Regions from separate parts of the Mus musculus genome. Here regions 1, 2 and 3 are each linked to region 4. A link is a loop called in an ENCODE intact Hi-C map of the cell type or tissue named here. Cell type or tissue: heart. All regions are shown on one strand.

Region 1 (2,500 bases), 67 kb after region 4:
CTCTCCAGGAGTACAGTGCACCATCTTTAGGCATTATTTCTCATCTTCTGGCCTGCTGTCATTAGTCTAGAAGCAATCAGGGATGGGTGGAAGGAGTGGGTCCTGGAGAAAATCAGCATTATCTTGCGTGGTAACTATCTCTGGGGAGAACATTAATGACTCAGGATGTCACCTGACTCTAGGAATGGGGAACAAGGAAGACTCAAAATGTAAAGAGCTCAGCCTCAAGGTGGAGGAGTTGGAGGTAGGGCAAAAAAGTAGTGTTTACAGAAGTAGGATGAGGTAAGGCTTCGGTATCCCATATGAACAGTTTGACTGTTTCCAAGGTCCAGTCATTTTCCCTACTAATCACGTCGTATTTCGTTTTAAAGAGCCTACTGGGGCTGGAGAAATGGCTCAGCGGTTAAGAGCACTGACTGCTCTTCCAAAGGTCCTGAGTTCAAATCCGAGCAACTACATGGTGGCTCACAACCATCTGTAATGAGATCTGATACCCTCTTGTGTATCACAGCTACAGTTTACTTACATTTAATAAATAAATAAACCTTTGGGTTGGGGCGAGCGGGGCTGGAGCAAGAAAGTGGGGAGAGAGCCTACCGTAAACCCATCACTTGGGAAGCAGAGGCAGGCGGATTTCTGAGTTCCAGGCCAGCCTGGTCTACAAAGTGAGTTCCAGGACAACCAGGGCTACACAGAGAAACCCTGTCTCGAAAATCAAAAACAAAACCAAAACAAAACAGAAAAAGCCTACCGATGTATAAACACCCAGCATCATCATTGTTTAATACTATACCCCAAAGAAGCTACAATAACCAAGAGAACTTGCAGAAGGGTGCAATGTATCTTTATCTTCCTCAAAGACAAACAGCAATAAGCAGCTGAAAATAGCTACAAGATGGCGGACAAAGCCCTAAAGAAAAGACTTGGCTAACAGCGCATGGTGCAACCCCAGTCTAAGGAAGTCGCACACACCGCGGGCCCTTCCGCACTATTGGCGCGAAGTCCTGTCTTTTCCCTTTGCTATTGGCTACCGAGTCCGTCTCAAGTCAAAACAGCCAATCGCCTTTTCCCTGAACAAAGCCCACCCACCATGGATGGAGCGGAACGTGCGTAAAAGCACCGGGGCGCAGGCCGCATGCGCAAGTGCACCGCGCCGGTTAAAAGCGGATCTCCTCGGGAGGCGGTGCCACGGTTCATGAATATTGATTACGCACCGGGGCGCTGTGCGCCCGCCCCACTAATCTGCCGTCGTTCGCTGCTCGCGCTCCGGCTCATGATGGGGAAGAAGTCCCGGGCGGTACCCGGCCGCAGGCCTATCCTGCAGCTCTCTCCACCGGGTCCTCGGAGCAGCACCCCGGGCCGGGATCCCGACCCCGATCCGGATCCCGAGGCAGATTCGACTGCGGCGGCGACAAGCCAGTCAGCGCCGGCAGCAGCGACGGCGGCGGCCGCGACGTCGCCCGCGGTGCCTGCCTCCGCTGCCCCAGAGGACTCGCCTTCAGAAGGTAAGGGCGCGCGAGAGGAGCCCTGCTTTTATTTGGGACGTCTGAAACTCGAGCACGGGGCTTGCGGCCTAGGTTCCCGGGTGTCTCTTCGGACCCGGTGAAGAAGAGAAACCCTGGCGGGCGAGGTACACCTCGGCTGCCAGCGATCTGGGGCCCGCGGGACGGCGGTCGGGGACTCTGGGAGGCGGAAGGCCGGGCCCGGACTCATCTGAGGCGCCTTTGCGGTGCAGGGGTTTCTCCCCGGAACCTGTGCCGTCCACCGAGGCTTGGGACCCCAAATGTCTCCTAGATGACTCCCTTCGATCTTAATAACGCAGAAGGTGGAGGGCAATTTCCACGTGCGAGCCTTGAGGCGGTTGAACCTGGCCTTCTCTACTTGTCACGCTTGGTTTCGTTTTTGTTGAAATGGAGACACCACTCTTTAGAAGTGAACAAACCCATATTTTTTTCTTATGCTAGACAAAGCATCGGTAACCCCAGACTTAAGGGAAAGTGACAAAACCTGTGTGTGGGCTTTTCTGGAATTGTGTTTGGGTTTAGGGTAACAATTGCATGGAGTAGATGCCGGAGAAGCTATACTGTATCAAACATTAAGAATCAGATTAATAGGATGTACATAACGTGTGGAAACGTGCAGAAGTATTTATGCATGTTAATTGTTAAGTATTGCAGGTGCCATTTTCATAGTGTTCACGTTCTTACTGTCGCTACCACTAAATGAATGGAAGGGTAGATCAGCTTGTTTTTTGTCTTCTTAGTTTGCATCAGTGATACACGCTGGTTTTATAAGTTGATTCAGGCTGAAGGTCAAGCTTTGGACCCTGGCCCACTGACTGACTGCAGCTTCCTTTTGTGCATTCCAAATACAGATGAACAAGAAGTGGTGGTGGAGGTCCCCAACGTTGTTCAGAACCCTCCAACACCAGTCATGACCACCAGACCGACAGCCGTCAAGGCAACAGGTAGAGATTTTTGTTGTTGTTTTTGCCTTTCCC
Region 2 (2,500 bases), 200 kb before region 4:
GTTGGTTGGTTTGGTTCGGTTTGGCTTTGCTGGAAAAGAAAAAAAAAGTCCTGAATTTTAGGGGCAAAAAATGCTACCATTTTTTTCCCAAAAATATACCTTTTTTTAAAGTAGTAACTACTATTATCCTCCTACAGAAACAGTAAGGTCTTGATCCCAGAACAGTGCTTTCAGCTGGATGTATTTAGCTATATAAACCATCGTCACCATAATATTAGGCAGGCATCTGTATTTATCTTGTCTTCCTACAGACCAGGAAAAGTACCCAGCTCCAACTGGGACTCAGGCCTCCACACAGCACTGGAGGGCCAAGAGGAAAGGAACTTTGTATAACTTACCTTTCAAAGGATGCCAGAACTTCATATGTATCGGGCAAGTACGCAACCATGAGCTATAGACTCACTCCCAGGCTGACACGCAAAATCAAAAAATATAGGAGGCTATCTCTGCTTTCCAAGAATTTCTATAATCCCACAACACCATATTGTAAGTGTAGTAAAACAGCAACATAAGAAAGTGCTTGCAAAATAATACATATCACATAAAATAGAAATATTCAGTATTACAGTTTCAGTATATTTATCTCACACATGGGTGTGGGCTGGTGAAAGAAAATCACAAGAAATCCAATGATTTTATGAGCTGGTGGTTTAACTATGTCCCCCAGGAAGCCCCCAAACTCCCTAGCTCAAAAGAATCTGCTGACGTAGACTCCCGAGGAACTGGGAATACAGTGCTATATCACCGTCATTCAGTTGAGAAAACAAAGAATTTTTATAGTTGTGGTTAAACAACTAACTGAATGCTCCTTTCACTTACAGTTTCTATCTTCATTGTATTTTGGGGGGGTTGTTATGTTTCTATATGCATTGATGTTCTGCCTGCATGTCTGTGCAAGGATGCCAGACCCTCTGGAACTTGAGTTACAGACAGTTGTGAGCCACCGCTGGGAATCGAACTCAGGTCCCCTGGAAGAGAGGCTAGTGCTCTTAACCACTGAGCCATCTCTCCAACCCCATAAGTGGATTCTTGTTATCTTTTTTTCCTGTGATTTTTTCCCCCCATGTTAGCCATTAATGCAACTGTGTCCACTAGGGGGCAGTAGCAAACAACACAAGAATGGAAAGGAGCAAGGTACTCACCCGCACCTGCGCACAGGACCTGTAACGGAAAAGAAAAGGGAAGTCAGCAGATCCATTCAACCGTGAAAATGCAAATCAGAAGCAGAGCAGTTGGGGGTGGGTATCGAGTGCACGGGAGGCAGACGGCCATGGAGAGGGCGTCCTGGGGCTGTAAATACAGGGAAAGAGCAAGTCAACTATACAAAAGATTAACTGGGTTCACTGAGGCCATGGGGCTGCTGACTACATAAACCCAGTGTTTTTCACAGCTCCGCAAGCCAGTGCTCCCTCCTGCCCCTGGGAGGTGAACTGCCTTACAGAGAATACAAAAGGAAATGCAGGCCACAAGCTCTTCCCTTTAGCCATGTCCAGGGCCAGCCTACTGTTAAAGCCATGGCTGAAGTGCAGTCAATAGGTTTGTAATCTCTCACTATACAATAGTAACCTTCTTTAGTCTATCAGTAGAGGGCAATCAGTTTCTAATTATCTGGTATATAGCTTTGGGAAGGAGCAGAATGTGAGGCCTTACAGATTTAGTTGGCAATGTTAGTCTTTCGTTTGGGAGCCAGGGAGTCCCTTCGGCGGTTCTCACTATCATCCATACCATACATTATTTCCCCAAAGCCTAATGTAATTCAAGGTCGCAAATCCCATTGTCTCTTAAATACATGCTTTTGGTAATTGGAATTTCCAAAGTATGGTGACTGAGAAAAAGAAAATAACCAAAAGAAGGGAAAATGCCCCACAATTCCCTACTGCCCTCAGATTAAAAATCCACCCTTAAGTACCCAGCAGGCTCCTCTAGTCTTGGTGACACTCGTATTCTTGAAGCTGATTTCCCCTTAGGACATTTAAACATATATTCCCTCTTGCAAAATCAGTGCCCCAAAACTTATTTTCTAGGGCCTGCCCAAAAAGGCCACCCCTTCAGAAGTCTCTTCTATAACCAGCCAGGAAAACTAAACCACCCTCACTCCTTCACCACTGTTTCCTCCACAGGAGCAGAAACACTGTGCATACAGTAGGTGCTCAATAAGTGTCACAGAAAAGAACCAATTAGCTGAGATGGAACGGAATCCCCAAGGTCCCCCAAAACTTTCTACCATCTCCTCTCTCAAGCTTAACCTTTCTTAGCTCATCTGAGCCAGGCAATATGTCAACAACACAGTCTAGGATGGACCCAAGGGGAGGGGGAGAACACAAGAGGCCATGCCAGCACAAGGAAGCAAGTGTATTTTGCCCAGTTCAACTACAAAACCATCACTCTTTAGGATGGTGGCTTCTGGCACCTGCCCATAGTACCCGCCTTGGTATCAATACAGCGTTGCCCCTCCTGGAATCCATTCATCTAAGGACCACCTGAAACCATCCTGCCCTCT
Region 3 (2,500 bases), 53 kb before region 4:
TGCACATGTATGCATGTACATGTGTGCATGCACCCGCGCACACAATGCCATAGTGTAAGCATGGAGGGAAAGTATAACTTGTGGGAGCTGACTCTCTCCCTCTATCATGTGTGTCCCAGGGATGGAACTCGGGGTTGTCAGGCTTGGCAGCAAGCAGCTTTTACCCCCTGAGCCATCTCCCTGGCCCAGCTTTCCAGATTTCATGGGCCTCTTAACTGCCTGGCTGCACCTTGCTCCCTCCTTCCTTCCTCCCAGAGTCCCAACAACCTTCCTTCCCCGGGCTTCTGGTTCCTTGCCAGCAAGCGTGTGCAGCAGGAGAGTCTCAGTTCCCTGGCACTCTGATGGCTGTGTTCTGCCTCCCCTTTATATGGTGAGTTCTTTCAGAGTAAACGCCCAGGCAGAACTGTGGCATGGAATGCCAAGTTAGCTGTAGGAAGAGCCAGGATTTCTTTTCTTTCTTTCTTTCTTTCTTTCTTTCTTTCTTTCTTTCTTTCTTTCTTTCTTCCTTCCTTCCTTCCTTCCTTCCTTCCTTTCTTTCTTTCCTTCTTTCTTTCTTTTTTTTGTTTGATTTTTGGTTTATTATGACACCCAACAAGGTCCTGAGTTACTGGATCTCAACTCAGAATTCAAAATGGGTGTAGGCAAATGATTAAAAGGGTCTTGCACTCAAAGCATTTAGTACGGGTTAGGAACCTAGGGAAACCTTGGAGAAACGCCAGCTATGCTCTCAAGGTCTAGAGGAGGAGGATGCTTGTTACTGTGGCTTTGAGCGACATGTTTCCTTCTCTGCATCTCAGTGGGCTCATTTGTAAAATGAGTTGTGGATACAGTTCAGTTGTGAGACTCTCAACCCCCCCCCCCCGCCCCCATCCTACTGGTCAACACCTCAGAATCCACATTAAGCACAGGAGCTGTGGCTTAGGCTTTGCAATGTTACAGCGCCCTCTATCGAGTGCTGGACCAGTGTTTGTTATAGCCTTAAATCATGTTTGTGAAAACAGTAACAACCCAGCACTGTGAGCTAGTTTGACAGAGCAAATGAGGAAAAAACAAATGATCAACGTGTCTTATTTTTATATTTAAAATTTGTGCCTATCCTATTCATTTGGGGACATTTTAAAGTTTGTGGGTTTTAATTTACTTTAACACAATTGCAGACTTAAAACTGAAAAAAAAAATGAGAATTACAGTAAGTTCTTCACCCAGACTCCCCAACTTGTAACAGTTACTGGTTGGTTTATCATGTTCCCTCTTTCCTCCCTCCCCACACCTTCCTTTTCTGCTACACACACTCCAAATACATTTGTTCTGAGTCATTCAAGAGTAAATTATATTATCTACTTTATTGATAGTGAGACCACATTATTATTCAATTGTGAAACTTTATCCAAATTTCTCAAATTTTCTCCATAATCCCTTTGCAGCAGAAGAAAACCTTATATTAAATCTGGTGTTTTTCTTTGTCTTTTGAGCTATTAGGTTGTTGTTGTTGCTGCTGCTGCTGCTGCTGCTGTTGCTACTACTGTTGTCCTATAGAAGTGAAATGAGGGATTTTGCAGATTGTTGCTCCGTTTCAGTTTATTGGATGTTTTCCTAATGACTATAATCAGGCTGTACATTTTTGGCAGTCATACCACAAAAGTTTAGTTGTTTTCGAATTAACAAAACAGCATGTGTTTACCCCCAAAAAAGTACACTAACGATATAGAAAATTATTATATGTGTGTGTTTATGTATGTAAATAAACATCTTGAGACGTTTTTAAGGCAGGCAATAGTCTCACTCCTAGGACTTTTTATTAAGGTAAAGTGTTGCTTGATTCTCAGGGGGAGAGCATATGTATACACTTATGTATATGTGCATTGGGTGTGTGTTCACCTGTGTCTGTCTGCGTGTGGAAGCCAGAGGCCAACACTGGATGTCTTCCTCTATTGTTCTTCTCCTTATTTTCTGAGACAGGGTCTCACTGAAGCTGGAGCTAACCAACTTAGCCAGAGTGGATGGCCAAGGAGCTCGGGGATTTGCCTGGCCTCATCTCCCCAGGTAAGAAATACACGTTTCACCAGGCAGTGGTGGCTCATGCCTGTAATCCCAGCACTTGGGAGGCAGAGGCAGGTGGATTTCTGAGTTCGAGGCCAGCCTGGTCTACAGAGTGAGTTCCAGGACAGCCAGGACTGCACAGAGAAACCCTGTCTTGAAAACCAAAAAAAAAAAAAAAAAAAAAAAAAAAAAAAAAAAAAAAATTACACCTTTCTGTCCAGCTTTTTAGGTGGATGCTGGATATCCAGACGGGTTCAAATGCTTGCATCCACTGAGCTAAGATGCATATGCAGTCCTCAGCCCCGTGCCATTCCGTAATAGAAGAGAAACGAAGCAGTGTGGGTTTCCCTGTCAATATTCATCTACTGAGGCTGCTCTTTGCTCTAGCCAGAAGCAGGGAGGCAGGAAAGGAGCCCTTGTGTTATTTGATTCTGATCTTCAATGGATCTAAATCACTGAC
Region 4 (2,500 bases):
CCTTCCCGTTCATCTTGCATTCTTTCTGCCTTGATAGAGATTTTGAATATGTGGGGGAAATGACACTAACAACAAGTTCCCCAAAACATATCTCATTCACCTAGACCAGGCTGGCCTTAAATTCAGAGATCTACCTGCATTTGCCTCCTGTGTGCTGGGGTTCAAGATGTGTGCCACCAAGCCGCACAACAGGTAATCTTTTAAAAAAATATTTTTTAAATTGTGTGTGTGTGTGTGTGTGTGTGTGTGTGTGTGTGTGAGCTTCCCTCTCAAAAAAAAAGTCTCTGAAGCAGAGATTTACACACAGGAAGGAGCACACAGTGTGCTCACAGAACAGCATTGCTAGGGGAGTGAAGAAAGCAGGATTAGGCAGAGAAAACTGAACTGAAATTGACCAGGATGGACCTAGATGGAAGCAAGGGACCAGGACCTTAGGCTTCATCTTGATCCACTGAGATGCATCCACTGAGTGCAGACATAACTCCCTTTTTGCCAAGTACAGAAGGACAGGGGTTAGCAGGGCTCTAGGGGAGACTTTATCTTAGTGAGATTTAGAGGAGTAATTTAGTAAAAATGGAAAAATTAAAGATGCTAAAATGAGGAATAGACCGAAGGTCAAGGTAGGGAGGGTGTCTCTCTATAAGTTCAGACACAGTTCAATGTACAGAAACAGAAGCATAAGGCTATAATTGCTGGTAGGAAAATATGGTTGCAGGGCAAGTTGTCTTCTTTTGTGAGGAATGGGGACGTCAAGACAGTTTCTGTTGCCCTGGTTGTCCTGGAACTCACTCTGTAATGCAGGCTGGCCTTTAACTCACAGAAACCCACCTACCTCTGCCTCCTGAGTGCTGGGATTAAAAGCTGCTTTTTGTTTGATTTGAGCCAGGGTTTTAGGCAGCCTCAGGCTGGCCTTGATCTTGACATAAATTGGAGGATAATCTTGAACTCCTGATCTACTTGCTTCCAAAAGCTGCTGTCAGTGTGCCACTATGCCCACTCGGCCGACTTCAGAGTAAGCTAAGAATGAGTGGGGGTGAGGGCTGGAGACATGGCTCAGCGGTTAAGAGCACCGACTGCTCTTCCCAAGGTCCTGAGTTCAAATCCCAGCAACCACATGGTGGCTCACAACCATCCGTAATGAAATCTAGCGCCCTCTTCTGGTGCATCTGAAGAGAGGTGTGGGCAGTGACAATCACGAAATAGTCATTAAGGCAATAAATGGTCAAGGGAAATGCAATTGCTGGGGCAGAATTATGGAACTTCGCAATGTTGTGATTCTGATGGAGTTGCCAACGAACATGTTCAGCTGTAAGCCTGAAGTTGTAGTTTAATTTATTTACTCATTCATTTACAAAGTCTCACTATGTAGCCCCAAACTGGCTCTGAATGATCAATCTTCAACCTCCAGAGAATACTGACCGATCCCAGAAAGAAATTCACAAACAATTCCTTGCACGTTTGCAAACTGTACTGTATTTTCGATAACTTCAAGAAGGTTGGGGCATTAATATTTAATTCAACGCATCCGACCCGTGTCGCTCAGAGTGGCAAGTGTCTGTAATCCTAGTACTCCGGAGGCTGGGGCGGGAGGATCAGAGTTCGAGGCCAACCTGAGCTGACATCTCAACACATACATGTGTATGCGGGTGTGTAAAGAAAAAGTTTCGCAAAAATGCCAACACAAAGAATCCCTCCTTCCTTTTACTTTTCCTCCTTGTTTCGCTGAACGATGAAGAGGCTGGATAACAACTTACACGCCAACGCTCTAACGGAGGGGAAGGTTCCCGCAAGCTGGGAGTGTGCCCGTCAGGCCTCTTCCCCGCCCGCGCCCGCTTTTCAAAATGAAAACACGCACAGCCCCGCCCCTGCTCGAGGCCGTCGGGAAAAGGGCGCCGCCGCCGCAGCCGCCGCCCGTCTCCGGCCGCTCCGAAGTGACCGCGAGTCAAGGCATCTTCTTCCCGCCTCAGCCTCATTCTCGCGGTGAAAAGCCGCAGATGAGCCTCCGACCCGCGGTCCTCAGGCAGCCAAAATCGCGCACACACATATCCCCGCCTCGCGCCACACCCCCGGAAGTGACGAGCCGACGTGACCCGCCCTTGTCCCGTCAGGCCTCACGGCGACGGCGGGAAGATGGCGGCGGCGGGATCCCTGGAACGGAGCTTCGTGGAACTGAGCGGAGCTGAACGCGAAAGGCCCAGGCACTTTCGGGAATTCACAGTCTGCGACATTGGTACGGAAAGGGCTTGGGAGAATGGGAGCCACTGCTTTCCCTCGGGCTCCCCAAGTAGGCCTTTGGTCTCCCCTGGTGGATCCAAGTCCACATGCCTGAAGCCTGTGCATCATCACATCTTGTCCTGTGCCTGACTTCTTCCTCCCTTTTCCACTCACTATTGTATGCACTGTCAGTCCCTTGCACTCTGCTCCTCGGCACTCTTCAGTGCCTGTCATCCCCCAGAGAACCGCGCATGCAAGCCCACCACATTCATTTTGTAGGGACTGC

What was found. A loop is a pair of places that touch in the nucleus more often than their neighbours do. Peaks named below come from ENCODE experiments on the same cell type or tissue, not always from the same donor. Only the 100,000 strongest peaks of a DNase experiment are listed, where the experiment ranks them.
Region 1: it touches region 4 in a loop (6-fold over the local background); 2 of 42 quality-filtered maps call a loop at or near these places.
Region 2: it touches region 4 in a loop (9-fold over the local background); 39 of 42 quality-filtered maps call a loop at or near these places.
Region 3: it touches region 4 in a loop (4-fold over the local background); 7 of 42 quality-filtered maps call a loop at or near these places.

The regions. Positions count from the first base shown.
Region 1 is chr2:90,744,322-90,746,821 of GRCm38, forward strand. It overlaps Fnbp4 (formin binding protein 4), which reads left to right and starts at 1,237. Exons shown (of 17, transcript NM_018828.3): 1 at 1,237-1,505; 2 at 2,375-2,467. The coding sequence starts at 1,277. In heart, CTCF peaks have their summits at 1,243 and 1,447; a DNase peak (open chromatin) is centred at 1,070; H3K4me3 peaks cover 2,393 bases; H3K27ac peaks cover 2,500 bases.
Region 2 is chr2:90,473,829-90,476,328 of GRCm38, forward strand. Ptprj (protein tyrosine phosphatase, receptor type, J) reads right to left here. Exons shown (of 24, transcript NM_008982.6): 2 at 1,143-1,161. Among named protein-coding and RNA genes, the nearest start is that of Olfr1274, 74 kb to the left of the region's middle. In heart, a CTCF peak has its summit at 1,095 (motif pointing right); a DNase peak (open chromatin) is centred at 1,183; H3K4me3 peaks cover 459 bases; H3K27ac peaks cover 516 bases.
Region 3 is chr2:90,624,281-90,626,780 of GRCm38, forward strand. It overlaps Gm39870 (a long non-coding RNA gene), which reads left to right and starts at 293. Exons shown (of 3, transcript XR_866517.1): 1 at 293-370; 2 at 1,960-2,043. In heart, a CTCF peak has its summit at 968; no DNase peak of the experiment used is centred here.
Region 4 is chr2:90,677,279-90,679,778 of GRCm38, forward strand. It overlaps Nup160 (nucleoporin 160), which reads left to right. Exons shown (of 37, transcript NM_021512.2): 1 at 1-192; 2 at 1,736-2,230; 3 at 2,494-2,500. The coding sequence starts at 2,131. Among named protein-coding and RNA genes, the nearest start is that of Nup160, 1.3 kb to the left of the region's middle. In heart, CTCF peaks have their summits at 1,162 (motif pointing left) and 2,276; a DNase peak (open chromatin) is centred at 2,073; H3K4me3 peaks cover 1,315 bases; H3K27ac peaks cover 1,132 bases.